Regions from separate parts of the Homo sapiens genome. Here region 1 is linked to region 2. Evidence: read pairs that join two places in POLR2A ChIA-PET (ENCODE). Cell type or tissue: MCF 10A. All regions are shown on one strand. Links, peaks and the distances in the headings refer to the core of each region. The heading gives the core; the rest is flanking DNA.

Region 1 (15,476 bases), core at 3,897-11,896, 230 kb after region 2:
CCATCTTGGCCAGGCTGGTCTTGAACTCTTGACCTTGTGATCCACCTGTCTTGGCCTCCCAAAGTGCTGGGATTACAGGCTTGAGCCACCGCACCCAGCCCCTGACTCCTTAATTCACAGCTTTTTCCTAAAAAGTGCACGGCCTCCCCTTTACAGAGTGTAGTTTTTGCATCTGAAGTTATAAACAGACTCTGAAGATGCTGTAATTCTTTCATGCTCTCCAAGCCCATTTGGCAACAGTGTATCAGAAAAGGTCTCTTCCATTTCAGGATATAAGAACACTTCCTGGAACAAGCTCTGAGCAAGTCACAAAACATGCTCTCCCTGCCTGATCTGAGCCAGGTGGGGAAAAACATTGCCCTGGGATCCCCAGGCTCTCCAGCCGGCCTGATGGAGGTGGTCTGGGAATACATCCCACTGCAAAAGTAAAAGGACCCAGAGCACAGAGCTCCCTGTTCAAACAACCAATCTGAGCTTCCTTCAGAGTCAGATTGAAATGGCAAATTTCAATATAAATAATTTAGGAAACGTGAAAACCACTTTGTTTTTTCAGCTTACAATTTATCCAGCCAATCACCAAGTATGTTAGGGGCAACCCCTCTTTGCCCAGCCCAAGGCTAGGCACAGACAGAGAGGCAAATGCCTTTAGAAAACAGGCCCTTTGCAGAGCCCAGCGATGCATCATCTTCTCTTCTTTCCTGCCTGAAACTTCAAGGCTAAAGAAAAGAGAGAACAGAGTTTTATCAGAATCTCTGCTCCACCCACCAAGACTCAAAACCAGGCCTTCGTGGGTTAAGCTCTTCACGGTGCCAATTGCAGGCAGAAGCTCCTTCAATGCTTTGCTGTAGAACAGAGAGAAGGATGCACCAGGAAGGGCACCCAGGAGGCTGCCTTTTCTCCCTGCAGTTTTGGGTCTGCTCTGGTGCTAGATTACCTTGAAAGGTTGGTTACAGCACAGGGTAGAACCAGAGAGTTCTCAGCCCACCTCATTGGCCTATGGGCTACTTTCAGGGCAGGTCTGAACTGGTCTAGTCCAAACAACCACTTCTCATTGGAGCACATATACATGGCTCTACCTAAACCTCTAATCACCTAAGACTTGCTGTGGTCATCCTCACTCCTCAATGGGATGGCAAGTGGCCTGGGGGCAGGGAGGGAGGCAGAGCCCTTTGCCCTCCAAAGAATCCCTCCTTCCCTCTCAGTTGCTTAACATTCTTCCAGGCCCTTCTGATGAAAACCCACTCTCAAGAACGGACCTGAAAGCAGAATCAGAGCCACCGAAAGCTGGAATGACACCTTGATTTTCCAGATGAGGAGACTGAGATTATTACAGCACTTAAGATGTGTCCCCGCCCCTGCAACTCACACTTACAGAGACCAGGAAAATTCTAGGCATCAGTGAGGAGGGAAATATTATTTGTGAGTGGTTAGCACCTATTTGTGAAATCAACACTGGTAACTTCTGCTTCCCTTTTAAGATTCTTCATGGCCCGGTAAGGACAAGACTCAGCACACCCTTGCCACCCACAACACCAGTTATGGGAACAAATAAGTAAGCTATTCTGGGTCTATGTACCTGAGGGGAATGTGCTTGAGCTCGCACTTAAGCATCTATTCACAAGACATTGGCCTTAGGTCAATGATCAGAGCAACCTCAGATCCCTTTGCTCTTGCACCATTTTTCTCGGTTACACCAGAGTCACCATATGTCCTTCACCTCCAACCCCAGGACACTCACAGTTCACCCCAGGTAGGCAGTGACTGGCAGCAGGAGCCTTTATCCAACACCTTGCTCACACAAGCTGGTTCAAGAGACATCTATTGAGCACGTATTTTGTGCCAGGCCCTGGGATAGGTGCAGGCGGCTGAAGTCACAGAAGGCCTAGTCCCTATGCTCCCCACAGTCTCGTGGGGGAAGATGCATACACAACCAGCAACCCCAGCTAACCATGTGGGTGCTTTGCTAAAGCTCTTCAGAGGACTGCGGGGCTAAGACAACAGTGTGCAGCCCAGACTGAGGTGAGCAGGGGTGCCAAGGGGAGGCTGGGGAGCAGTGAGCAGGGGTGCTGAGGGGTAGCTGCAGGGCAGACATCCACCTACAGCCAATTTCAGTAAAATGTGGAAAGTGAAAGGACAGAGACATGTACAAAATCTGCCTTAAAACAGAAGCCTTCCCTACACCTGTCCCTTTTTTCTTCATTTTATTATCTCCTATCCTTCATAGCAGGGTTTTTTGAAAGTATTATCCACACTCATTCCCCACTCCATTGAAATTGTTCTATAATCACCAGTCACCTCATCATTGATGATCCAGACAGCTCACCTGCATCTTAGAAGCCCCCTAATGTATCTGGGTCTCTTGGTTACTCTCTCCTCCTTTCTTGGCCTCCCTCTCCCTACCCCGCCTGCCTCCCTGGCTGCTAACTCCTTGGTGGTTCTCTTTTTGGTTCTCTTCTTTTTTCATGCTACTCTATTTCCCCAGGGTCATTGTATTCGCATCCAGCTTCAACTACCACCCACCCCCCCCAACCCCCATTGATTAAAACAGTTTCCTGAGTGCCTATAATGTCCCAGGCATTGTGCTAAACACTTCATGTACGTTATCTTGTTTAGTCTTCCCATAATCTTACAAGATAGTACTTAGACTCCTTTTTAACAAACAAGGCAAACAACACACAGACAGAGCGTATGTTATGTCTTCTTCGAATGTGTATAATTAGGAAGAGGCAAAGCCAGGATTCAAATTCAGCTCGGTCTCCAAAACATCTTCTCTAAGGCACCAGGTTTCACCACCTCCAACATCAAGGTCTCTCCTTCAGTCCAGACCCATATGTCTGGACTAACTCCTGGGAGCTAACTTCCCAGGAGTTAGCTCCACCAAGCCAATCCACAGACACAGAAAGCAGAGGGGTGGCTGCCACTCTGTGGATATCTTTCCCAGGGGAAAACCTGTCAGGAAGAGAGCTTCCCTTCCTCCACCATGACTGTGCTTTCTATGTCTCCTCGGTCTCCATTCCCATGGCACCACCATGTACCCTGGCTCCAACCCCAGGTATTGAGCTGGAATCATCCCCAAACCCCCTCTTCCTCACAGCTTCCTTTCTCTCCCCACTGTCCCTGCCTTGGTCTCACTCCTCAGCAGTTCTGATACCTTCCTAGTCTCCGCATTTCCAGACACCCCAATAGTCTGTTCTCCACACTGCAGCCACTCTGATATAGTTTGGATATGTGTCCCTGCCCAAATCTCATGTTGAATCGTAATCCCCAGTGCTGGGGATGGGCCTGGTGAGAGGAGTTTGGGTCAAGAGGGCAGATCTCTCCTGGCTTGGTGCTCACCTAGCAATAGTGAGTTCTCTTGAGATCCAGTTGCTGTACAGTGTGGCACCTTTCCCCAAGCTCCCCGCCATGGGAAGGGCCTGCTCCCACTTTGCCTTCAGCCATGAGTAAAAGCTCCCGGAGGCCTCTCCAGAAGCAGAGGCCACCATGTTTCCTATATAGCCTGCAGAACTGTGAGCCAATTAAATCTCTTTTCTTATAAATTACCTAATCGGTTATTTCTTTTTTAGTGAAGTTTTATTATTATTATTATTATTATTATTATTATTATTATTATTTGAGATGGAGTTTCGCTCTTGTTGCCCAGGCTGGAGTGCAGTGAGGCGATCTTGGCTCACTGCAACCTCCGCCTCCCAGGTTCAAGCAATTCTCCTGCCTCAGCCTCCTCAGTAGCTGAGATTACAGGCACCTGCCACCATGCCCAGCTAATTTTTCTTTTTCTTTTTTTTGTATTTTTAGTAGAGATGAGGTTTCACCATGTTGGCCAGCGTGATCTTGAACTCCTGACTTCAGGTGATCCACCCACCTTGGCCTCCCAGAGTGCTAGGATTACAGGCATGAGCCACCGCACCTGGCCCAGTCGGGTATTTCTTTATAGCAACTCAAGAACAGCCTAACGCACATTCTCTTTCTAAAACATAATTCTAACCACATGACCCTCTCATTAAAATTCCTCACTGGTTGCCCAGTGCCCTCAAGTCAGCTCCTAAACTCTTTAGCTTGGAAGACAGAGCCTTTTAGGACCCACCCAACCTCGGGGTCTCCACTTTGCCTCTCTGCCTCTCCATGGCCCAGCTATGCTCCATCGTCTAGCCATAGCTGAATGACCTTAGCTACCTGTCGTTCCAAGAAAGCCTCAAACCCTTCCCGCTCATGTGATTTTGTACATGCCTTTCCCTGTCTGAAACAGCTGTGTGATAAACCCCTACTCATCCTTAATAATGTTCAGATGTCACCTCCTCCAGGAAGCCTTCCTCAGCTCCTCCCCACCTGCCTGCCCTTCCCGGGCACATTACAGTGCTCTCTTCTCAGAAACCCCAGAGCATTCAGTACCTCCCTCTATTCACTGGAATACACAGCAGCTCACTCAGCTGTAACCTCTGCACCCCCGCTGGGCTGCACACGCCTCATTCCAGGTGGGGCCTTATTAATCTTTGTATCTCCAGGCTTGGCACTGTGCCTGGCAAATAGTTTCTTTAATAGATATTCATTGGTTGGTTGATTGATTTATTAAATATAAAACAAGGTCCCCTGTAAAGGAACTGCAATTTAGAGGGGAAGCAAAACCAATCCCGGATGAGACAATAAAAGATAATGCCAAGAGCTAGCAAGTTGTTCTGACCACAAGGAGCTGTAGAAATTTGCAGGAGAAAGATATTTGAAAGAGCTCGAGCGGCCCATGCAGCAGGTTTCCTGGATGAGGAGAGCATTCATCAATGCACAAGCCTGGGCCAGGGCTCCACCTACACCTGGTTTCTGATCGGAAAGTAGCAGCATTAGGAGCCAGCATCGGTGCCAACAGGCACCCAGGGTCCCTTCCACATAATTAGCATGTCTCTGGGGGAGGCCTGAATCCCACAGTCTGGGATGTAGACAAAGAGAGTCTGTTCCAGTTATGCTAATTGCTGCCTCTCTCCCACAGGGGATGGGGCTGTGAGAGATTCCAAGAGGCAGCCAAGCGATGGGGAATTCCTTAGCTCCTGCTTCCCCTGCTCCTCCAGCCGCCTGCACCCAGAGGGGGGCCTGCCCTCCATCACCAGGAAAAGCTGTAGGCAGAGCTGCATCCATATGGGAGGTGGGATTTGAAGACCAGGCAGCTTCCTACCGAGGAGCCTCAAAGCTTAAAATTCCACTTTAGAAACAGTGCTTTCTCCAGAATGCCGCTTTTTAAATGCAAATGACCCTGAAAGAAGTAACACATGACGTTCCTAACACTTACCAAGGTTCCTGGGCAGCTTTTCCAAGGGACCTGAGGGCAGCCAGGATGGCAGGTGCCCTGAGCTGTAGAGGGAATGCAGGAAGACTGGAGGCCCTGGCTCACAAATCCACTCCTGCCACAAATGTGCCCCCCACTCCCGTTAATGCCCAGTGGCCCATTGCTAAGCTGGCCCTTCCCTGTGCCACCCGGGCTGAATAACTCTCTCATCCTTAGCAGCACCCACCATCACATTCCTAAACGTCTCTGGTCAGGGACTGTCTCTGCTCGGTATCAGCAATTCCCAGAGGCCACAGGCGGTCTTCCGCTGCTCTACTGAGGTGCTGCTCCAGGGTTGGGAAGCATCTGGGAGGGACTAGAAGCACTTGATAGCCCTCCACAGTGGTTCTCAAGTTCCAGTGTGCATCGGCATCACCTGGAGAGCCTGCTAAAACAGACTGCTTGGGGAGGCGGAGGCAATGGGTGACGTTGGTCAAAGAGTACAGAGTTTCAGTTAGACAGGATGACTAATTTCTGGATGTCTATTGCACAGCACGGTGACTACAGTTAATAATCTTAATAATCATGTATCGTATACTTGAAAGTTGCTAAGAGTAGATTTTAAGTGTTCTTTTCACATACAAAAGATAACTATGCGAGATGATGAACATATTAAATAGCTTGATTGTGGTCATTTCACAATGTATATATACATGTTATGTATCATGAATGTATACAATCATGCTTTTTAAAAAAACATTGTTGAGCTCCACCCCCAGAGTTCCTGATTCAGTAAGTCTGAGATGCGGCCTGATAATCTGCATTTCTAACAAGTTCCCAAGTGATACTGATGCCCGTTGAGGACTCACACTTTGAGAACCACGGCTATGTAGCCTTGCTACACAAGCTGCAGTCTGCAGACCAGCATCCCTGGCATCATCTGGGAGCTGGTTAGAAATGCAGAATCAGAAGCTCCCGTTTAGCAAGGTCCCCAGGTGATTTGCATGCACATTCCATTCCGAGAGGCCTTCCCTAAAGTAGTGCTTCTCAAAGTGTGGTCCAGGCCGCCTGCATCACAATCATCAAGGAGCTTGTTGATAATGAAGATGCAGCCGGGCACGGTGGCTCACGCCTGTAATCCCAGCACTTTGGGAGGCCAAGGCAGGTGGACCACTTGACGTCAGGAGTTGGAGACCAGCCTGGCCAACATGGTGAAACCCCGTCTCTACTAAAAATACAAAAATTACCTGGGCGTGGTGGCAGGCACCTATAATCCCAGCTACTTGGGAGGCTGAGGCAGGAAAATTGCTTGAACCCACGAGGTGGAGGTTGCAGTGAGCTGAGATCATGCCACTGTACTCCAGCCTGGGTGACAGAGTGAGACTCTGTCTCAAAAAAAAATTTTGAGATAAAAATAAAAGTAATGAAGATGCCCAGCCCCACCCCAGGTCCCCTGACTCGGAACTTCTGCAGACAGAGGTCAAGAAAGTGCATTTTAACAGCCCTCCAATAATCCTTACGACTACCACCATCAGCACTGTGTCCATTTTGGCTGCTCATTAGAATCTCCTGCAGTGCTTGTCCAGGCTGTACCCCAGAACAATTAAATCAGGCTCATTTTGGGGACACCCAGGCAATGGCATTTTTTAGAAGTCCCTCAGTTCATTCCAATGTGCATTTGAAGTCGAGAACTTCTGGTCAGCAGCAGCATCCTCTTGACAGCAAGTGTTTGAACATTTACCCCAGGTTACTTTACATCAGAGCTTCTCAAATTTGGCTGCAAATCAGATTCCCCTGGGAAGCATTTTACGTTTTATTTTTTAAGATGAAATTCAGTTATCTTGGGTGTATACCTAGGAATGAAATTGCTGGGTCATATAAAAACTCCACATTTAACATTTTTGGAAATGCCAACCTGTTTTCCAAAGCATCTGCACCATTTTACATCCCCATCAACAGTGTATGAGGGTTCTGAGTTCTCCACGTCCTCACCAACACTTCTTTTCTTTTCTTTTTTTTAATATATCCATTGTGGGGGCACAAAATATACTACAAAATGTGGCACTTTGACATACAAATTAAGAAGCTGGCTTAATGTCTCTCTGACCTTCCCCCACCTCTCCTGTCTTTCCCAAAGCACAGGATGAGGCTATTCTCTGAAATTTCCTGAACTACCTAGAAACTGGGCCTGCTAAAGAGAAACACAATTGCCTTTGATCCTTTCACTAAAATTACATTAACCGGAGAAGATTAAAATTCATGTCACAGAGGAAGAGACTGATAATTAAACACCACACCTACAGTCCAGACCAACTTTGCTCTAAACTATTGTTTGTTCTCCAGTACCTTCAATTTACAAACAGAATCCTTCCCAAGCTAATTTCTGTCTCCAAGGTCCATTCATCTCTCCTAAATCATTTACCCCTACGCCCCCTGTCTCCCCTTACCCTATGTAAAAGAGTATGAAAGCATCTGGACCTCAGTGGGTTTTTGGGTAATTATTCTCCTGCGATTCCCCCATGCTTAGGCACATCAAGCAAATTTGTATGCCTTTTTTCCTGTTAATCCATCTACTGTCAATTCACTTCAACAGCCTTAGACTCAAATCTTCAGAGGGAAAGTTTGAAATTCTCCCACACCGTCCTATTAGGTGTGAAGTGTATCTCTCAGCTTTGATTTGCATTTCCTTAATGATATTTAATATCTTTTTCTGTACTTATGGGCCACTTGTAAATCTTCCTTGGGAAAATATCCATTCAAATATTTTGCCTATTTTTAATTGGGTTGTCTTTTTATTTTTGAGCTGTAAGAGCCTGGAGGGCTATTAAAGTCATTCATACTTGGGCTTCAAAACAGTTCAATTAAATCAGAACACTGGAGTGGGCCTGGGATCAGTATTTTTTTAAATTCCCCTGATCTGTAGTCAGGGTTGGAAATCACTGGTTTATGCCATCTGGCCACGCAGGAACAGAGATGCCACGTAACAGCCCACATCATTTATGAGCTCACCCGATCACCATCAGGCCTGTCTGGGCCTGTTCCTCATCATACATTAAGTGCCTTTTTTGTGCCAACCACAGTGTTAAAGTGAGGAGAGGTGGAAGTCAAGAGCAAATGGAGATAAATAAGATGCAGCTACTGTGTATAAGAGCCTTCAGCCTCATAGAGAAGATGGGCCCCGCACAAATCATTACAACACAAAGTGCTCCAATGGATACATGTGCAGAGTGTCAAAGGGCTTCAAGAAAGAGAAAAGCAACTCATTCCTTCCTGAGTGCATCAGTATCACTGAAGGTGGGTTGATGGTCACCCGGGCCTCTGCTCTAAGGACAGTCCCCTAGCAGCAGACAGAGTTAGCACCCATGGGAGCTTGTTAGAAATGTAGAGTCCCAGGCCCCACCCCAGACTTACTGAATCAGAATCAAGTTTAACTAGGTCCCCAGGTGACTCATGTGTACATTAAAGTTTGAAATGCACTGACCTCAAGTGATGTCAATTAAGAAGCATCCAGAACATCTGCCCACCTAAAACAAAATAAAAGCTACTGCAATGAGCTCATTAAATTGTTCCATAAGGTAACTGACTTCCTCTCTGTATCCCACATATTAAATAACTCTTAGTCATATATATCTTAGCAGGAATTTACCAGAATGGTTTCACCTATGCCATTCTCTTTCTGAAGCTTCTCTGCCAGCCAAGTTACTAAGGAACAGGAGTTGGAACCAGATTGAGGCAATATTGGCACTTGGGACACAAGCACAGTTGAAATTGAAGTATAGCAGCAACAGAGAAAGCAGAAAACAGCTCAGTGATTTCCTTCAAAGCCAGTCCTTACTTTACAATTTTATAGCCGATTTGTAGAGGCAAGTGTCTTGCCCAGCATCACACAATAAATTACTGGCCGGCAATAGCCAGTTTAAAATTTGGGTGAAATGACCCATTTGACTCTATTCAACACATTAGATCATACCTGATCTTGATCCTTCAACAGGCTAAATCACAACCTATCCCCTGACTGTGGGGCTTTCCAAGGTTGAATGATCCACGCCCCAGTCTCATATTGGGTTACATCTAATTCCCAAGTATCTTCCTACATAAAAGGTCCCACGTCTTCCCAGAGGTGATTCAGCCCAGTGTTTTGTGAGCTTTGCTGCTGGAGAAATCTTTTCATTTAACTTAAATGCCATATGCCACAATGGGAGATGAGAATTCTTAGGGGCAACTGATTTCCTTGTGCCAGATTTCCATGCTGAAATGCCAAATGAGATCCTCCTGCTCTCAGCCCCTCAGTCTCACAGACTAAGACCCCAAATGAGACCTCAGGTGTAATGCTCAGTGAGGGGTGAAGAGATGTGTGAATATACAGTATGGCTGGTTCTATTAAAGCCTTAATTCAAAATCCCTTTGGGCCACTGCCAAAAGCCCTTCTGAGCTCCAAATCCTAAGACTTAAGCCTAACTCTTTTCTTCTCTTCCCCCTCACTGACTGGGCATTAACAAAGAGCCAGGAACTTCAGAATTTGTCCATTCAAGTATCAAGTGCCTACTCGCTTCAGCCTCTGCAGTGTCCAGGCCAGGCCCCCTCCTTATCTCCCTACACAGCCCTCAGCTGTGGTCCTAGGAGCACTCCAGGAGGTACAAACTCAGCTGCAGCTTCCCTCCTTCAACACTCAGAATCTTACACATGGGCTCTCCTTACTCATTTTTAACCACTTTATTGAGATAGCATTAACATACCATACAATTTGCCCATTTAAGAGTACAAGTCAGCAGTAGTTAGTATGTTCACAGAGTTGTACAACCATCAGTACAATCCATTTCAGAACATTTTTATCACACCAAAAAGAAACCCTGTACCATTTAGCCGTCACTCCCTTATGTCCCTCACCCAGCCCTAGCCCCAGTCCCTCAACCAAAGGAAACCACTAATTGACTTTCTGTCTCTATAGATTTGCCTATTCTGGACGTTTCTGTTGTTGGGGCTCAGAAAACAATATCCAAAAATGAAGGCCTCAGATGCAACAGTTTTCACTGACCTTATCCTGCCCTCCTGTCTCTGGCCTCTCATTCTCTCCCCTAGGCTAGCCATAGAAACTAGACTCCCTCTTCCCCAAGGAGGGTCATAGAAACCAGAACCCCTTTCCCCAAAGCCAGCCATAAAACCTGAAGATATCATATTACTCTAACTTTCTCCCTGCCTGTCTGTGTAAAAACTGCTCATAAAGAATTATCTCAGCCGGGCGCCGTGGCTCATGCCTGTAATCCCAGCACTTTGGGAGGCCGAGGTGGGTGGATCACGAGGTCAGGAGATCAAGACCATCTTGGCTAACATGGTGAAACCCCATTTCTACTAAAAATACAAAAAATTAGCCAGGCGTGGTGGTGGGTGCCTGTAGTCCCAGCTACTCGGGAGGCTGAGGCGGGAGAATGGTGTGAACCCAGGAGGCGGAGCTTGCAGTGAGCCGAGATGGCGCCACTGCACGGCAGCCTGGTCAACAGGAGTGAGACTCTGTCTCAAAAAAAAAAAAAAAAAAAAAAAAAGAATTATCTCACCTACCTAAATGCATGATGGTGGACATTTAGGTTGATTCCATTTATTTGCTATTGTGAATACTGCTGCAATGAACATACATGTAGAATTATATTTTCGAGGTTCATCTACATCAGAACATAATTCCGATGTTACTCCATTGTATTCATAGGCCATATTTTGCTTAACCTTTCTTCAGTTGATGGACATTTGGGTTGTTTCCACTGTTTGGCTATTATGAATAATGCCACTATGAACATTCATGTACAAGTTTTTGTGTAGACATATATTTTCAGTTACTTCGGGTATTTACTTAGGAGTAGAATTGTTGGGTCATATGATAACTATTTAACTTTTAAAGGAACTGCCAAAGTGTTATCCAAAAGGACTGCATCAATTTACATTCCCACCAGCAGTGTATGCGCATTCCAACTTCTTCACATCCTTGTCCACACTTGTTATTATCTGTACATCTTATTATGCTCATCCTAGTGAGTACAAAGTGGTTTTAACTTGCATTTTCCTGATAACTAATAATTTTGTGTGTATTTACATGGGCTTATTGGCCATTTGTATATTTTCTTTGGAGAAATGTGTATTCATGTCCTTTGCTCATTTATAATTGGATTAGTTGGGGGGTTTTTTGAGTTGTTCTTTATTTGGGATATAAGCCTTTTATCAAATATATGATTTGCAAATATTTTCTCCCATTCTCTAGGTTGTCTTTTCACTTTCTTGATATGTCTTTTGATGCACAAAAATTTTAATTTTGATAAAGTATAATTTATCTATTTTTCTTTCATTACTTTTGCTTTTGTTGTTATATCTAAGCATCCATTGCTAAATCCAAGGTCATTAATAGTCATTCCTATGTTTTTTTCTAAGAATTTTATAGTTTTACTGCTTATATTTAGGTCATTGATCCATTTTTAATTAATTTTTGTGTAGTATCAGATAAGATCCAACTTTATTCATTTGCATGTAAATATTCAGTTGTCCCAGCACCATTGTTGAAGAGATTATTATTTCCCACACTGAATGGTCTTAGCACCCTTGTTGCACACCAACTGACCAGAAATGTATGTGTTTATTTCTGAAGTCTATATTCCACTGATCTATATGTCTATACTTCTGACAGTACCACACTATTTTGATCACTATTTTAAAACTTTGTAGTAAGTTTTAAAATCAGTAAGTGTTAGTCCTTCAATTTTATTCTTCCTTTTCAAGATTGTTTTGGCTACTCAGGACCCCTTGTAATTCCATATAAATGTTAGAATCCGCTTGTCAATTTTCACAAATAAGCCAGCTGAGGTTTTGATAGAAATTGCATTGAATCTGTAGAAGAGTTAGGGGATTATTGCCATCTTAACAATGTCAATACATTTTTCAGTTCCAGAATTTCTGCTTGGTTCCTATGATGATTTCTATCTCTTCCTTGATATTTTCTATTTGTTCACACATCATTCTTTTGGTTTGCTTTAGCTCTTTGCGCATATTTAAGACTTTTGATTTATAGTCTTTGTCTAGTAAGTTCAATGTCTGTGCTTCCTCAGCAAAAGTTTGTGTTAATTTCTTCTGTAAATGAACCATACTTCCTTGTTTCTTTACGTGCTTCGTACCTTTTTGTTTAAAACAGCATCTTTAACTCTGGAAATCAGATTCTTCCCCCTACTCAGGATTTATTTTCATTGCTTGCTATGGGTTGTATCTATTCACTTGCTTAGTGACTTTTCTAAACTATCTTTGTAAAGCCTATATTCTTTGTCATATGTGATCTCTGAGGTCTCTGTTCCTTTAGCTTGTAATCAACTAGTGTCTTGACAGAGATTCCCTTGAACACCAGAAGCCAAAAATAGAAAAGAAAAGTGGGGGAAAAAAACTCTCCTAGTCGTTGCAATGGGGCTCTGCATTGGGATCCTCCTTCAATACTTAGCCATGTCATTTACAACACTGCCTTAGCCTTCACTTCCTGCTGGTTCCAAGTCTAAAGACCAGTCAGAGCTGAAAGATAAGGTCTTCTCAGATCTTTTGTGAGCATTTATCCTGTCCTGGACATGCAGGTGGCTTTCTAAATTCACAGTGGACACAGTTCAATGCCCTCATTTCCCAATAAAACTCTCTCCCAACTTTTCCTCCCAGCTTTTGGTGATCAGTTGTTTACCTTAATTGTAATCTTTTGGCCCAGGCAGTAGAGGATTGTTCATTTTTCTAGCAATGTTTTCCAGGAATTCCCTGCATATAGATGCTCCTTCACAATGAATAAGTTCTGAATTAGGTGAAACAAAGACAAGAGCTTTGCATTAGTCCTTCAGGTAGCCCACAGACAGGTTAGAACAGACAAACACAATTCTTTGAGAATAAGACTTGCTCTTCTCCTTCCAGAACCAGGGACCAAGATCCACACTTGGAATGCAGGCTGCAGTCTTCAGGACTGCTGCCTTGCTGAGGAGGGCGGTGAGACAAGGGTAAGTAAGAATATGGCAAAGCTCTTCTACCATTTTTAAGTTTTTTTTTTTTAATTTATTTATTCATTGTTTGGTTGCTGTAAATCAGTGACCGTTTTCAGAGTTTTGACAAAATTAATACTGACAGTTTTTGCTGCAGTTTTCCATGTTTCTGGAGGCACAGGCCCTTGGAGCTACCTACTCTTCCACTTTTGCTGATGAACCTTACTCATTTTAAACTATAAAATATTCCCATCCTCCTCATTCTATGCACTGTGTTGTTTCCTCCCGACACAGGTTTGAGTGACTTCTGTGGTTTTGCCTGTTGCTAGAATCTGATCTGAACAATGCCTACCATATCACTTGAGCTCTAAAAATAAAATGCTTTTTGTTTCCCAAAAGAACCAGGTAAAACAGGAATCCTGTTGATGACCCTAAGACTTGGAATAGAAATAAATTAGTGCAAGGAGAGAAGTCAGCAAGGTTCATTCTCTTGGACCATTTACATTTACTACACTTCACTTTTGTTGTTTTAATTAATTACTCCTTACCTTTCCTAAGGGAATTTGAAGACCATTTATTAAATCATTATTAGAGCATTTACCTGTTATATATACATGAGAGCCAAAATTCCAGAACAAAATAAAAGAAAATTACCATCACATGGATAACACATTATCATTCAGATATTACATCCACAGTCAGATGTTCACAACTGTCCCACCTTCCCTGTAGTGACCAGACACGATGTGCCAGCGTCTTCCCCTGGCCTTTATGTACCATGAAGTGTCACTCCTCAGCAGTGTCAGCCAATTCTGCCTTCATGGAGTTTGGGCAAAGCCACCAGGAGTTACTGAGAAATTATGTACACATCTTCAGGCTAGGATGATCCAAGGTCTGTAACATCCTGCAGAAAGTTCAAGCTCATTCTCCAAGCACCAGCTGAGTATTCTTGCAGAGTCTTTTATTTATGGAATAACTTGCACATCTTTAGAGCTCAGGTGAATCTTGTTATACCAGTTAATACCATAATAACACTTCCTGATTTTGCACAGATTAGGACCAGTGACTCCTTAGTGCCTCTAGGCTGGTTTAGTCCTGGCTCAGGGAACATTACATTGATCTTTCGTCTTTCTTTTCCTCTAATGGTAATTAGGATTCTGATAAGCGCATTCCAGCAGGTGCAGGCTCTTGCTTGGTCTTCCTTGCCAGTCACCTCCAGTCATCTTTGTCCATTTCTGTACCTCTCTTTCATTCTCACACACCCATATTTATCTGTGCACGAGCTTTTAGCTTATCTTTTCTCACTGTTAAAACTGGTTTGAGTACGGTAAAGATTTGTACCATACCATGGACTGAATTCTTGGTAGACTACTAACTCCTTGATGGAAAAGTGTCTGAATTACTATATAAAATTACGGTTTTAAAAATATTCAGTTGGACTTAAATTCAGCCAAAATGCTGTGGACTTCAGCCTTAATGAAGTACACTAATGATGACAGACAGAGAAGAGAATGGAGTGGAGAGGTCCTCGCTTATTTATCATGATGTGCAAAGCCGGAGTGCACTTCCTTGAAGATGGTCTTCATGTAATCCAAACTTTCTCCAGAGTAAAGCATATAGATAGGGATGTCATCTGATTTCCTGGACTGTTTGAATTCTGAGGGGAAGCAGGAGGTGTAGTCTGGGAGGAAGCCACCCACAGCAGGTAGCAATGACTGGAAACAAGAGCCAGGTCCCCACTGCACAACAGGGGAGTGTGGCCAGAGGGCGGATGGGCAGGGTGCAGCCGTTTAGCCAATGGGGCCAGCATTCCCCATCAGGAGCCCAGCTCTGGGCAGAGCATAGTAGCAGCTACAGTGAGTAAGGCCAGGAGGCAGAACAGGAGCTCTCCAACAAACCTCTTGGCAATTGTTTACACAGGGACCAAGGGAAAACTTCCCTATCACCCTCTGAAAGTTAGCTGGAAATCACTGACAAAAGGCAGATTGATATAAGAAAAGGCATACAAATTTACTGGATCACAGTTTTACGTGATGCAGGAGCCTTCAGAATAAAGACCCAAAGATACAGGGGAAACTGTTCATTTCTATACTTAGATTCAATAAAGTACAGACAGCCTTGTAGAAATATGATTGGACAAAAAGGGTAGGAATAATGATAATAGAATGAATGGGGAGCTCATGCCTGTAATCCCAGCACTTTGGGAGGCCAAGGCAGGTGGATCACCTGAGGTCAGGAGTTCGAGA
Region 2 (15,476 bases), core at 2,369-10,368:
GTGAGGAATGCTGAGCTTCTGCAGTCTGTCTGGGATCACCCTGGTCCCACTGTCAAAGTTCATCAGGGTTGGCTTTTACTGTCCCTGCGATCATCTGCAGTTTCTTATCCAGGCATGTGGCTGAATCAGGGCTGGCCTGCCAGCCTCCCACCCCCATGTGCTCCCTGGGGCCACCAGGCAGCTGTGAGAACCACTGCTCAGAATTCCTTCCCCAGCTGGGCTCCTAGGACTGAAAGACCTTCCACACTAGCTGCCAAGAGGGCAGGGTTTTCTCTGTGAAAAGAGGAGCCCCCGCCACCCCTCCGAGTCCCTCTTGGCTGCTCAGCAAGGGCCAGGAGGGAGTCTGTGTGACCTGTGCAGCTTGCTCAGGTTTGTGCCCAGTGCTGCTTTGCCAGTCGTACCAGCTCCCTCCCCTCCAGTCTTGTGCCCCATCTGCCACAGGCCACTGCAACAGGCCACCTCCCTGCTCTGTACCAACCCAGTCCAGCATCCCCCTGCAGAGCCAGGAAGAGTCTTAGAGGAGAGAGTCCTGTGGGAAAGAGGAGAAATCTTTGGTGGTCTGATCCTCTGGACCCTGAGCCAGCAGCTCCCTTCTTTATGGCACCTTAGTGAAATGGGATGATGACACTGACCTGCCTGCCCCATGATGTGAAGTGTGTCAAAGGCGAAATGCTGTGTTAAAACTGCAAAACCCTTCTCAAATGTGAGGCTTTCAAAGGAGTGGTAGCTTTTGCAGGAATATTTGAAGTTCAAATAAGAGGCAAGGCAAGCATTATTTTAGAGAAACTTATGTAAGACTGAAGTCCGACTCTGCTGAGCACTGTGCCTAGGGCCGAGGGACCCAGGAAGAACAGATTGTGACATCTGCCTTAAACAGATTTGCTCCAGCTGTTTGGTTTGTGTGTTTTTAGTAGCCTGCTTCTTAGATGTATTTTGCTCTTTTAAAAAGCTTAATCTCCCCTACAGTTGTCCAGCAATTAATTAAATGTGGTGTAAGTTTATCTTAAACTTCCTTAAACAGACTGCATCTTGTTCAAATGCAATTAGGAACAAACCTTTCATCTCTGGTGAATGAAACTTTCAATAAATAAGGCTGCTTGTGTCAGACAGGTGGCTCCCTCCTGCCATTTGCCAGGGTTTTTACAGAGAAAACCCTGCCATCAGCATGAGATGACCCTTGCTCAGGTGGCCCCAGGAAAGGTCATCTCCTGCTGAGCTACCTAGGAAAATCCTGCAGTCATCTTCCCTCCAAAAGACCCCATCCAAACAAATGCCAAAACTTGACTGCCGACCACCTACCTCTTAGGTACCTGGCACTGGCCAGTTGCTGTGGAGGAGAAATAAAACTAGTGTCATCGTCTCTTCCCCAAGATGCTAACATTTAGCTGGGGCACCCAAACAAGCTTTATTTAATCACAATAGAACATTCCAAGACAGGACAAGTTGTTTGCAATCTGCACATGGATCAGGTTTGAAGTAAGAAGTTATGGATTGGAAGTCTGGGCCTACAAAATACATTTTCCTGGATAAATGACTGGCATTCTAACTAGAGCCAATGGCCAATCCACAGCCATCTGCTGGACCTATAAAATGGCCAAATGTCAACCATGTACTCAAGAGTATTATGGCCTACAGTTATCATTTAACTAGAAGGATGCGTTGGAGCAGGGACAATGTAACCCAAGTACCAACTGGAGCTGCTGGCAGCAGAGCCCAGCCCAGGACCAGCCTGGTAGAAGGTTTGCAAGGATACTGCCCACCTGCAGGTGGGAGGGAGGTGGCCTCCCTTCATTGCCATTCTGAGCCTACAGGTGGCTCATGAGGCCTCGTTTGGGAGGGTATGAGTGTAAAGAACAAGGGCTGGAGATACAGTGCAGAGCTATGGTGAGACCCCTGGGGCCTTGTGCTCCTGCCCCATTCTCACCTGTCATCTTGCCTTTGCACCAGGCCTTTCCCCCTAGTTCTCTGGCCTTCTACCACCACCTGTTGCCTTAAGTCTGGCTCAGCTGGCATGGTCTGGAATAGAAAATGGTCTGACAGCTGCTTCCTGTCCCTCCAGGGCCTTTTGCAAGAAAGGGCCAAAGGGCTGAGTCTGCAGTTAATGGGGAGACTCACAAGGCCCTTCCAGTCCAGCCAGAGCAGCCCTTGCCCAGGCAGGGACAGGAGTGTGGGATACAGAGGAGAGCAGTTGGGGGAAGTAAGAGAGCCGCTGGAGAGATGCATGCCAAGCAGCAGCACCGGGGTGGGGAAGGGGGGCCTGCCTGATCTATTTGGCTGTGAAGCTGGGCAAGCACGGCTGGGTAATTTGTTCCTGAACTGATGGGCCAGAGATTGTTCCAACCTCCCTAGCCCTCAGCAGGCTGGCCCTGTCTTTGGGCACATACAATTTGTCTAATTCTGGAGCCAGCCCTTGCCTTCTGGAAGTGGTGGTGCCCACGAATCAGGAGTTCCTGCCCCCATGTGGGAGCTAGGCCCTGTCCTCAGCCTTCCACTTGCCATGGGCCCCTGTTGGCTGCGGACTGAGGCATCTGTGTAACTTGCAGGCACTTTTCCTCCATATTGTTAGGCTGAGGCATTAGAAGCCTGTTTCAGGGTTATAGTGCAGACAATTAGGAATGTGGTTTTGTTTGTTTGTGTTTTTAACCACAGTGTCTGAAACTACTGGTAGGCATGCTCGGGAGTTTGGGTACCCTGGGTGGCTTCTCTCCCAATCCTCTTTGAGACATCTATTCCTAGATGAGCTATGGGGAAATATTGAAAACACGTCTATTCAGATGAGGATTCTGACAGCCTCCATTGTCCCCCATAGATCTAACTTGCCATTTGCTGCTCTCGTTGCCCTTAGACTTGAAGCCCCAGATGCTGTCGGGCACAGTGCCCTGTCTCCCCGCCTACATCCTCTACATGTGCATCCGGCACGCGGACTACACCAACGACGATCTCAAGGTGCACTCCCTGCTGACCTCCACCATCAACGGCATTAAGAAAGTCCTGAAAGTAAGCAGCCCCTGCAGAAGGTCATGGTTTGTGGTGGGTAGAGTGAAGCCAGCCCCTTACTGTTGCTTCTCTGTGTCTGGGTTTGGCTGTAGTGAATGCTCCTAGGGCTCCAACTTTGAAGGTAAATGAGCCACAGAAGCATCCATATAACCAGGATGCCTGGCAGTTCCCAGAGAAGGATGCTCAGGCCCAGCAATGGCAGAAAGCCGAGGACTCTGGTGTAGGTAGCCCTCCAGCTCCTCCCTGCTGAGCCTCCAGACATGCCCAGTGCTTACAGAAGCCTTGGCCTGCCCACTGCCAGAGGTGCTAGGGAGACATCCTGCTGCAGCCAAGGGTGTGTGGGCCTCACCCTGGAGCAAGTTCAGGGACACCCCTGAAACATGGGCCCTCTCCACCTTTCCAAGGGGCCGGGTGCTTGCTTCCCTGGGGGGTAACACAGGGAGGGCTGTGACATTCCATCACCTCCCAAGGTGAGGCAACCTGGGCCAGGACAGGGCTTGCCGCATGGTGTTAAAGGTGCTCGGGAATGCCACCTGAAGGCACAAGGCTCTTCTTGAATGTAGTGCAGCCACTGCAGAAACAGGCTGGCCTGCAGGGAGGGTGAGGCCTGTCCACACATGGATGAGGGCCAGGCAGTGGGGGAGGTGAGATTCTTGAGGGAGATGAACCCTCAGTGAGAGGGATTTCTACCTGCTAGCAGGCCTGTGCCCCGAGTATTATTGCTCTTAGAGACCATCTTTAGTTCTTACACATTACTGCTTCCAGGATACAAGCCATTCTCAAAAGCTCTGAGTCCAAACCAATTCTGGAGTCCACTGAGCTGCTGGTTGCTGCTCAGAATTCCAGAGCCAGCCTTTAAGTCTGGTTTCCTGCCCTCAGTAGCTGCATTGCCCTCCACAGGCAATTTTATCCACTCACGGCTCTAAAACATATCTGCATGCTCGTGGCTCTCAGATTTGTGTCTCCAGCCTTGATCCTCTTTCGTGAGCACCATCCAGCTGGAATCTTCGGCCAGTCTAGGCCAATTTAGGGCTGACACAAATGTCACTTCCTTAGGAAAGCCTTCCCTAATTCTGAGCTAAAATAGCATGTCCCAGCCCCAGCAGTCACTTTCTATTCAACCTCATTTCTTTTTTTTTTTTTTTCTTTTGGTCGTACCTCATACCACTCTGTCATTTAAATAATGATAACGCTTACTTGACAGAATGAGCTGCGTGAAGTCATCAGCTTTAATGCAGCAGCTGTCTCATAGCTGTTTGGGTTGCTGAGCAGGCTTTTTCACCTAGTTAGGGTTTGTAGCCATTTTCTAGAGAGTTAAAGCCATGATGCATCTGACATCTAGATAAATGGGACACCAAACTATTTTGCTGTTATGCTCTTCAGCATCCCTTGTGTTGGATAACTGGCAGTTCAGAAACAGAGCCAGCTAGCCCAGGCGGTTAGACGAGAGCCCGGGGCTGTTGGGGCAGAGCCTCATCTGTCACTCAGCTTTGCATTCATTCTTCAGCCATGGAAGGCAGCCTGTCCTTTATGTGTGTCCCTGTATGTGCACCACTGATCAGGAGACCAAGGTGGGGGTTCTGTGCACCATCCCTGGTGGTAGAGGAACACTCACACAGCCTCTCAGCAATGGGTCTCAACCCCGTGACTGGCAAGTGCCCTGCCCAGCCTCAGGGCTGCTCAGGAACACTAGGTAAGGGTAGGAAATGTGGGGAAAGAGGTACCGAGGAAGCATTTCACCAGATGGGAGCCACTTAGAGCTGAGGATGTCCTTTTCTTTTCACAGAAGCACAATGATGACTTTGAGATGACGTCATTCTGGTTATCCAACACCTGCCGCCTTCTTCACTGTCTGAAGCAGTACAGCGGGGATGAGGTGAGTGGGGAGCCAGGCACCCAGGAGGCATTCCTGCTTCATCCAAATGTGGTTGAGAAGTGCTTTGTATACCCTCAGAGGTCAGTGGGGTCTTTGGAGCACCCTTGGGGACCTCAGACCGTGGGCACACCTTATCATGCCTCGTGGCTGGAAGCAGCAATAAGGCCAGCCACAGGAGACCTGCCTCTAGGAGGCCTTGATGAGCCCAAGGGGCCCCAAAAAGCACTCCTGGGTTATGTAAGTAGAGTCTGCATAACCCATGATCAATAGAGGCCCTGGGAGTCTCCATGAAACTCTTGTAACCTGACATTTCTGTATCAGCTCTAGAAGCCCCACTGCAGTGGATACTGGCAGGGAGCTCAGTTGCCTAGTGGGTCACCCTGTCTCCTAAGCCAACTGATTAATCTGTCCATTTCAAGATAGACAAAGATGGCCACAAGAACAGAGGCACACCATAATCAGAACTACGTGTGTGCAAACTGACCTGGAGGCCCAGCTCCATGCATTTATCCAAATTGGATTCCTTGACCTGAGGCCCAACTACTAACCCCATCACTTCACAATCCACACCGGACCTGTAAGGCCCAGCTTTTTCTGGAACTCACATTCCTAGCTTTGGTCCCTGAAAGAACTTCTCCCATGCTCTGCACTCTGCCCAATGACCTAGTAATATGTGGCTTGTTTCCATTCTAGTTTCTCTGGTGAGAATCCCAGCTTGTTCCAGATATGCCCGCTCACAGGTTCCTGTAGGTCTTCCAACTTTTCTTCCCCTTCCTTTCACATATCTCACCATCCACCCTTCCCAAGGTCAAGACATAGTGTAAACCAAAATAGTGCGACCATTTTTAAAGCTTTATTCCATCTTTTGTGCCAGAACCAATTTTGACAGACTCTTCTCCCTGGGTTAGTAAAAGGATATGCCCTTCCTTTCAGTCTTACCTTCTTTGCAGTTGGCTTGACGCCATCTCTCTCCTAAGAACCAGCACTTCATTTGATGGCCTGCTTTTATTATAAAAGAGATGGGCCAAAGGTTAAAGAAATAGCCATTTCAAACCCCATGACTTCTGTTACAAAATCATAATATCCAAGCATTTACTTGAAGCATAGAACTACATGTAATGTTATTTCATTGAGGTCCATCACTTTACCCAATGTTATACACATTCTAAATGGGAGGTTATATAAGGCTAGGGCAGGACCTAGAACTCCATTACATTAGGTTGTGGTTACATGTGCTCATATTCTCTGGGTCAAGAGCTGAACCACAGCATGACCAGATCCGTGTAGTCCAAATAACAAGGAAGAATGATTGACTCTATCTTCATCATTACAATTATCCCCTTTTCTGCCTGCTTTTTTTCATATTAAGATGGCTTTGTATTTGACACAGTACAACAGGCCTTGCTGAAGATGGTTGCCCTTTTGGGAGCACTAATCTTTTTGGCAGATACTGGTTTCCCTAGGCCTGAATGAAAAGGACATTGGTCACATGAGCCCTTCTGATATCAGCAGTTCCCTTAACTTACATGTGATTTCATCTGATTAATACAGAAAGCTAAGAGGACACAGTGCGGTAGCTATGAAATCACTTTAGTTCATCTATTAATTCTGATAACCAGTGATAGAATCTGTATAAAATTTCTCCTCATACAAGCGTATAATCTGGCCCATGGCCACACTCCTTTAGAGGCTGCACATCATCTAACATTTTAGGGGGACCTGATATATTGAGGAAAGCGCTGGATGAAGGGAAAAAGCAGGGATCCCTTTCTCTGGACCTGGTACCAACCTAGGTTTTGCTACCGTAGGGAAATCACTTCGCCTCAGGGATTTGGACTGAGCGATTCAGGCTTTCTCTCTCATGTTGAGTTTTTCTACATCCTTCAAGTTCAAGGGTCATCAATGAGGCCTCAAAGAACTGACAGGCTTTTGTAAAACATCATCTACATAGGGAGGGCCTGAGTAGGCCCCCTGCCCACCAAATAGATGACTAAAGTTACCAGAGCCCTGGAAGTTGTGCTGGGCCCAGCAGACCAGAGAACTCAGTAGTGCACGCCTCTCCCTCTGCAGGGCTTCATGACTCAGAACACTGCAAAGCAGAATGAACACTGTCTTAAGAATTTTGACCTCACCGAATACCGTCAGGTGCTGAGTGACCTTTCCATTCAGATCTACCAGCAGCTCATTAAAATTGCCGAGGGCGTGTTACAGCCGATGATAGGTAAGCTGGCAGCAGGAGAGCTACATCACTCATCATGGTGTCTGAAATGAGGGGAAGGCGTGGTCAGCACCCTCTGCCTTTCGGGAACCAGATATCTTAGCCATGACCTCCAGAAAGCCAGAACCTTCCAGTGAAGGCAGAACTGAGGTGTGCACATCATGCTTAAAAAGCTGTGAAAGTATTTGACACAGTGCAAGAGGCATAGATGACTTTCCCTTTATCTCTTTTTCTGTAATATGTTGTATTTTTTCCCAAATTTTAATACATAATAAATGTAAACTCAAAAGGTACAAATGCATATACAGTGAAAAAGCATAACCCTCTTAACCTATTATGAACTTGATTCATGGAAAAAAGCAGGAGTGTTCATGCGAAAGGACACAGCAGTCGGCACGATGCATCAGTATTTATTAGACACTTGCTTTGAACCAAGCAGTGTACTTGGGCACTGAACATGAAATCAGAATTGAGAAATGAGAGCAGTTACATTTTCAATCGGAAGAAAAATTATGTGTAGATGCATTACTCACTGTGCTCTGCAAAGGCTGGGAAGGAAAGTGTACCTGGACCTATTCATAATGCTTTCCCCAGGTTCTTACAACACAAGTAGGTTATGAGTGAATCCCAAGAAGGACCAATCTAGAAATACATTACTTGAAATGAGGTTCATTCCAAACCCTCCTTCCTGTCTGGAAATCTTTTTATAAGGCACCAGACAGAGGGAGAACTGACATATCAAGCTGGAGATACTCAGAATAATGTGAAGGTTAATAGCAGCAGTTCTGGAGTCAGACAGACTTGGGTTTAAATCCTGGCCCTGCCACTCCCTATCAGTGTGACCTCAGACAAGTTATTTAACCGCTTTATACCTCAACTTCCTCATAAAAATGGGTAGTACTTTATAGAGTTGTTGGAAGATTGAAAGAGATACTGAACATAAAGCCCCTGGTGCATAGGTAATGGCTGCTTAGTAAGTATGACGGACCAATGAAGCTCTTATTTACATAGTCAGTGGCTGGACGAGGATGACACCCAGGTTGCTCAATTCTCAAACTGTGGACTTCAGCACAGGCGATACCAAATCGAGCTGGTACATGCCCATCATCTTTGTCTAATTGCCAGTAAATTAAATGAAAATGCTGTCCACAGCTGTTTTATTCCATACAGAAATCAACACATTAGAAATTTTTTGCCAAATGTTATAAGTTCCTAAGCATGTCAACATTGCACACCTCTGGATGGTATCATTGCTAAAGCCCGGAGCACTAAATGATTTGAGTGGTCCAATCTTTGCATTGTTAGTGGGGAATGCAAGCTTCTCTAACTGTGCTTTTATTTCAGTTTCTGCCATGTTGGAAAATGAGAGCATTCAGGGTCTATCTGGTGTGAAGCCCACCGGCTACCGGAAGCGCTCCTCCAGCATGGCAGATGGGGATAACTCATACTGCCTGGAAGCTATCATCCGCCAGATGAATGCCTTTCATACAGTCATGTGTGACCAGGGCTTGGACCCTGAGATCATCCTGCAGGTATTCAAACAGCTCTTCTACATGATCAACGCAGTGACTCTTAACAACCTGCTCTTGCGGAAGGACGTCTGCTCTTGGAGCACAGGCATGCAACTCAGGTAAGGGAGGAGCACCCCCCAACAACACAGATAGAGTGGGCCCTCACTGACTGCAGCTAGAATCAGAACACAAGACTGCTGTTTCTAAAAATGAAATCCAAATCTAATTGACAGTCCTTGTCTCCATCAGTCTGTGACTCAAATCCATCACCTTTTTACCTGTTGGTGAAATCCGTCGAACACTGAGATGGTTGACTTGGTAAACAAATTAGTTCAAAGCTTAAAGATGTTGACATACTCTAAGTTAAAGACTGAATACAAAGCAGATAGGTCAGAGAGAAAACTCAATGAGTTAAGAGGCATGAAGGCTCACATAGAAGTATAAATACATTTGTGAATGTTAAATATAAATACTTACAATTCAGTATATTTAATGCCTGTTTTTCCCTGTTAACTTATGTAGACACTTCAGGTATTTCATCTTTGCTTGATTTTAAGTACCCACTCATTCATTTATTCATTCTTTATTCAACAAATAGTTCCTGAGTGCAAGGCACTTGCCATGCTTTTTAACCGTGTGAGATAAATAATGGCACTAGCTGCAGCGGGCCTGCAAAACACAACAGGTGTCCCCTTCTCAGTGAATTAGGAGGACCGGCTTAACATAGCTTGCTTTCTACCTATGGCTAAGGTACAATATAAGTCAGCTTGAGGAGTGGCTTCGGGGAAGAAACCTTCACCAGAGTGGAGCAGTTCAGACCATGGAACCTCTGATCCAAGCAGCCCAGCTCCTGCAATTAAAGAAGAAAACCCAGGAGGACGCAGAGGCTATCTGCTCCCTGTGTACCTCCCTCAGCACCCAGCAGGTACAGTCACTTTGCACCTCTGTCAACATGGTATTCCAAGGAAGCCCTGAGTCCATTCCAAGTCTGTTCTCGTTGGTGGTTATTTGTTAGTGTTGCACTCCCACCCTTTATATACCCCTAATGAGACAATTTTGAAGTGCAGCTGATGGGATATTCCTAGATGAACCAAAAACCATTTGGTCTGTGAAACAAGATGCCACAGATACTGTTTTCTAGTAACTCTCTATCCCTCTTACTCACTTAAAAAGATAAGGTAGCAAACTCACAAAACGTTAAGTTTAGGTAAAAACTTCTTTAAATATAATGAATTCTGGAATGTTTCTTACATAGAAATCCACAAATTTTCAGAAATTGGCAGCATCAGGTATTTGCTTTCTTTACAAATATAACTGTAAGAAAAACCTTTTCTTTAAAACTAATTGCAATATGGTCATATTTTCACTCACACTCATTTATATTGTTTTAAATGAAGTCATTAAGAACTTAGGGGCATTTAAGTGTTACTTTCCTTTTCCCTAAAAAATGTATAACCATGATTCAGTTGCCGACACATTGCCAGTCCCTGAAAGATAAATAACAAAATCCAAACTCAGTACAGAAAAACACATCTTAATATAGCAAAGTGAACACCTTTCCTTACCTCCTCTGCTTACTATTAAAATATTAAATATCTAACTCTTTAAAAAACTGCTTCCTTCTGTAAACATTTCCAGAAAGTCTTCAAACATTTTTCTTCTCTTTAAATACATTTCACTTAAAGTAAGTTTCCTTCTAGATGCAGCTGGCATTGCATTTGGGCAGTCTACTTCCACCAAACCAGTGGTAGGCAGACAAAAGAGTATCTCCTGTTCAAATACTCATTTGTAAACAATGTTGGGGGACAGGGGGTAGTTAGGTATTAAACAAGACCTTTCTCATCTAAGGTAAGATCTCCAGTACTCTTCAGAAGAAACCTTTAAATTACTAGTAGATATGAGGCTGAGGATTTCAGGCAACTGCATTCTAAACTCCTCATTGTGTATACCAATGAGCATAGTGGGGAGGGGCAGGTGGGTTTACAGGAGACATGAGTTCGGTGAGAGGGCTCAGATCCACCTGACAAAGCTGTGGGCTCTAGTTTCCTGGATGCAGGCTCCAAGTGTAAATGTCAGTCCAGCTCCATCTGTGTTGTGGGCCTTGTCTAAAGAGGATCATACTCTTGTACCAATGTCACATATTCTTTAAAGTTCAAAAGTTGTCTCATGTTCATTTAGCTCTGTGCTAAATTCCGTTTTTATCCCCAACAGATTGTCAAAATTTTAAACCTTTATACTCCCCTGAATGAATTTGAAGAACGGGTAACAGTGGCCTTTATACGAACAATCCAGGTGAGTTTTAAGATAGTAATTTTATAAAGTCCAGTCTACGACTATAAAGGAAATTAAAAATTTGGGCTTTAATCTTGCTTCTCTTTATTACTAAAATACTGGTTACATATATGCTGGGAGACCTTACATTCCTAGACTTTCTACTTAGGTAAACATGAACCGTATCACCCATGAGTAACTTACTGTTTACACACAGAAAACTCAACTTTTATCATCTCTGCCTCTCAGATTATAGACATAGTTTAAGCATTATGTCATTTGCCACTAGCATGTTACTGAACTATTAGCACCAAATGGAATTAACAATGTCAGCAGAATATCAGCCCTAACCATAAATGGAACTAAGAAATGTTCTTTAAAGAAAGCAATTTGAGCTCTTAAATCTTTGTCTAAGACTTATAATATAGGCCAGGTGCGGTGGCTCACTCCTGTAATCCCAGCACTTTGGGAGGCCGAGGTGGGTGGATCACGAGGTCAGGAGATCAAGACCATCCTGGCTAACACGGTGAAACCCGGTCTCTACTAAAAATACAAAAAATTAGCCGGGCGTGGTGGTGGGCGCCTGTAGTCCCAGCTACTCGGGAGGCTGAGGCAGGAGAATGGCGTGAACCTGGGAGGCGGAGCTTGCAGTGAGCCGAGATTGCGCCACTGAACTCCAGCCTGGGCGACAGAGTGAGACTCTTGTCTCAAAAAAAAAAGACAATATTTGCTTTTAGGAAAATGCTTGAAAGAAAATGTATTAGGGAAAACGGTTATTTAAATCTGTCTTTTCCTAAGATGATGGGAATGTTTTACTTAAACATGAGCTTCCTTAAGCTGAGCCCAAGGTGATGGCTGAGCGCCTGACCTTTGCATGTGATAGTAACTGTGACAGTGTTGGAATGATAGTCATGTCGCAGTGATTCAGAAAACAGGCCACACTTCTCCCATGATTACCTGTGGGGAGCACCTCAGGGGAGACATAGCACTCCCTCAAACTTTTAAATGACCTTGTTGGCCAGTGAAGGGATATTGACACAAAACAAGGATTAAAAAGGGGTTCAGGGGGAAGTCATCAGAGGGAGAGTCAGGAAAAAGGGAACCAAATGGAGGTTTATCAAAGACACTGAAGAAACGTGAGGAAACATGGAGCTTTGTACAAGAACCTGTTCCCTTTGGAATACTCCTGGGATTTTATTTGGAGCTCCTTACAGTGTTTCAATGTAGATCCAGAGATTTAGAGAGCCCTGAAAAGAGCTAAAAAGGGGTTTGAAAAGAGCCATGGCAAAAAAAAAGCCTAAATGAACTTTAGCCCAGCATCTAAGTAGGGAACAGAGGCCAACAGAGGGAACGTCTGGGAAGTGGTGCCTAGTCAGACTAAAGGTTGTTCTCCTAAGGGCAATGACAGAAACACAGTCGATTGTTAAAGACACAGGCCGCAGAATGGGGCAGGCAGAGTGAGTCTCTCTACTCACCAACATGTATACAACAATGGGGTTGTGGGTGGCGCTGACAGAAAGGATCCAGTTAGGATGCTCATAGTCAGCTGCTGAATGGGAAGAGTTTGATGACAGAAGCCACTGAGATATCTGAACCTGGACCCATTATATGGATTTTTATGGAGGGCTGATAATTTATACAAAAGTGCAAGTTTAGAAAGTCTTGTTTAGTTTCGAATATCTGAGACACACATTAGAGGGAGAACTATAACTGCTCATAAATTGGCAACCCCACTGTTTATGAGAATTCAGGTTAAAAAATATATGCCACATCATACTGCAGGTTTAATGGATCAAGGACAAAGGGAAAATATAATGGAGGTTAAGCCCAACTATTCTCTCAAAATATGTACAGTCAGATTCTGAATCTTCCTCAGTAATCAATTTCAGTGTCTCGCAGTTCTAGCAAAATATTTTTTTCATGAGCTATAGCTTTATGTTGTTTCTACCTATACAATGCTCAGAAGAAATGGTGAACAATCAGTCCTGCCCTCCTACATTTGAACTCACATGTGTGATAAAGACAAGTTACTTGTTAAAGCAAACCATTGCTTGGGCGCTCTGGGCTTTTTATAGCTTTGTACTGACCTTTAAAAATGTAAATTTGAAGTTGTTAAACTCACCAAAGCATTCACAGGAGGATTTCTGTGAAATGACCACCTTATATACTTTAATTGATTAAAAGTATACATGCCTTTTGCTGTTGAATTGTGATAATATAGGTAATATTTCACTTTCTTTTCCCATTTTTATACTCTCTAAAATTTCTTCAAACCCTTTAGGTAGTGAAGTCTACTGTCACATCTAACTAATGTGGAGAAATACAAGGGCCCTTAAGTGCTACAAAGATGACTTTTTTTCCCAGAGCCTCCTGCCATTTCACATTTTACATACATATGCCTTGTGATAGGTTCATGATAATAAACGCAGCAAACCTCAGAGTGGGCTGTGTGTGAGCTGTCAACAATCCCAGAGAATCATTCTGCCAGGCCACACCAGAGCCATCATTGAGTACCTTGAATTAGTGAGGCTAGTTGCTTATTCCTCCCTAAATACCTTTCTCTCCTTTAAACTTCTCTCCCATTATTTCAAACCACTTTTTCAAATGATTAAAATTACTTTAAAATTTTGGCCCATCTTTCAAGATGCCAAACACACGGGTACTGGAAATTTAAGTCATGCTTTCTATTCATAATTCAGGTAATGGATGAAAACGTGGGCAATTCTAGGTTCCCCTGCCACTATAGAGCCATCTTACAGTGCCATGCTCCAGCTGACTTCATTCTGTAAACCTATTTCCCAGCGATTTTCAAATGCTGCTATGTATTTACTGACTATGGCCTGTTTCGAGGTTTAAGAAAAATAAATTGTGTTTTCACAAAATCAGGATATATTGATTTTCCTTTTTGGCAATACTCCCACAGTTAACCCTATTGACTTTTGTAAAAGTACAGCTTCTACCAGCAGTTCATGGTTCAGAGGTCAATGGTTAATGCATGGGCAGGAGGAACAAAGGAGCATATTATAAAACTGATAACAGCAAATACAGCACTTACTATGTGCCAGTGATGGTACTCTGTGTTCTTTACACCTGTTAACTCTTCAAATCCTCACAACCTTATCAGAAGGGTACTCTTCTCCATCCCATGGTTTTGGGGTATGTGTGTTCCATTTTAACCATTTTTAAGTGTATAGTTCCGTGGCATTAAGTATATTCACAATATTACATAACCATCACCACTATTTCCAAAATTCTTTCATCATCCTAAACAGAAACACTACCCATTTGGGCAAATAATATTCTCCCTTCCCTTCAACCCTGGGTAGGCTTCTATATGTAAATTCTAGATATCACATATAAGTTGGCTCATACGATATTCTTTCGGGTCTGGCTTATTTCACTTAGGTTCTCAAAGGTCATCCATGTTGTAGCATGCATAAAAACTTCATTTTTTTAGTGACTAATATTCCCTTTATATATCCCATTCTGTCTATTCATTGGTTGATGGAAACTGCACTGTTTCTACCTTTTGGCTATTGGGAATCATGCCGCTATGAACATTGTTGCACAAGGAGCTGAGATCAATTTTTCAGTTCTTTGGGGCATATATTTAGAGGCAGAATTACTGGGTCATATGGTAACTCTATATTTAACTTTTTGAGGAATCTGAAACTTTTCCACAGCAGCTATACCATTTTACATTCCCACCAGCAATGCATGAGAGTTCCAGTTTCCCCACATCCTCACCAACACTTGTGATTTTCCAGCTTTTTAAAATTATAGCCATCTTAATGGGTGTGAAGTGGCATCTCATTGTGGTTTGGATTTGTATCTCTCTGATGACTAGCATCTTTTCGTGTGCCTATTGGCCATGTATATATCTTCTCTGGAGAAATATCTATTCCAGTATTTAATTCATTTTTAAATTAGATTATTGTCTTTTTGATATTGAGTTGTAGGAGTTATTTGTATAATCTGGATATTAAATCCTTATCAGATATGATTTGCAAGTATTTTCTCCCATTCTGTGGGTTGTCTTTTCACTTTCTTGATAGTGTCCTTTGATGCAGGAGTTTTAAATTTTGAGGATGTCCAATCTATGTATATTTTTTTGTTTCCTATGCTCTTGATGTCATTTTTAAGAACCATAAATACTTTCCCCTATGTTTTCTAAGAGCTTTGCAGATTTAGCTCCCTTTAAGTTTTTGATCCATTCAGAGTTAATTTTTGTATATGGTATAAGGTGAATGTCCCACTTCATTCTTCTGTATGTGGATATCCAGTTGTCTCAGCACCATTTGTCAAAGACACTGCCCTTTCCCTCATTGAATGGACTTGGCACCCTTGTCAAAAATCAATTGACCAAAAATATGAGGGTTTTTTTTTTTTCTGGGCCCTTATATTCTATTGGTCTGTATGTCTGTCCGTATACCAGTACCATACTGTTTTGATTCCCATAGCTTTGTAAAAAGTTTTCAAATGGGAAGTGTGAGTCCTCCAATTTTGTTTTCCTTTTTTTTTTTTTTTTTTTTTTTGAGACAGAGTCTCACTCTATCACCCATGGAGCGCAGTAGTGCAATCTTGGCTCACTGCAACCTCCGCC

The links. Peaks named below come from ENCODE experiments on the same cell type or tissue, not always from the same donor. Only the 100,000 strongest peaks of a DNase experiment are listed, where the experiment ranks them.
Region 1: POLR2A ChIA-PET joins it to region 2 with 5 read pairs; 1 of 35 experiments calls an interaction of 5 or more read pairs at or near these places.

The regions. Positions count from the first base shown.
Region 1 is chr18:49,602,892-49,618,367 of GRCh38, reverse strand. LOC105372112 (a long non-coding RNA gene) reads right to left here and starts at 5,676. Exons shown (of 5, transcript XR_007066363.1): 1 at 5,499-5,676. RefSeq lists enhancers at 4,015-4,890, 4,891-5,767, 8,114-9,313. In MCF 10A, for the core only: no CTCF peak of the experiment used is centred there; DNase peaks (open chromatin) are centred at 8,277 and 8,717.
Region 2 is chr18:49,830,762-49,846,237 of GRCh38, reverse strand. It overlaps MYO5B (myosin VB), which reads left to right. Exons shown (of 40, transcript NM_001080467.3): 34 at 2,846-2,997; 35 at 4,784-4,873; 36 at 6,944-7,094; 37 at 8,436-8,721; 38 at 9,353-9,527; 39 at 10,814-10,894. SNHG22 (small nucleolar RNA host gene 22) reads right to left here. Exons shown (of 4, transcript NR_117096.1): 2 at 6,874-6,962; 3 at 5,813-5,875. Among named protein-coding and RNA genes, the nearest start is that of SNHG22, 24 kb to the right of the region's middle. RefSeq lists an enhancer at 288-789. In MCF 10A, for the core only: no CTCF peak of the experiment used is centred there; a DNase peak (open chromatin) is centred at 7,047.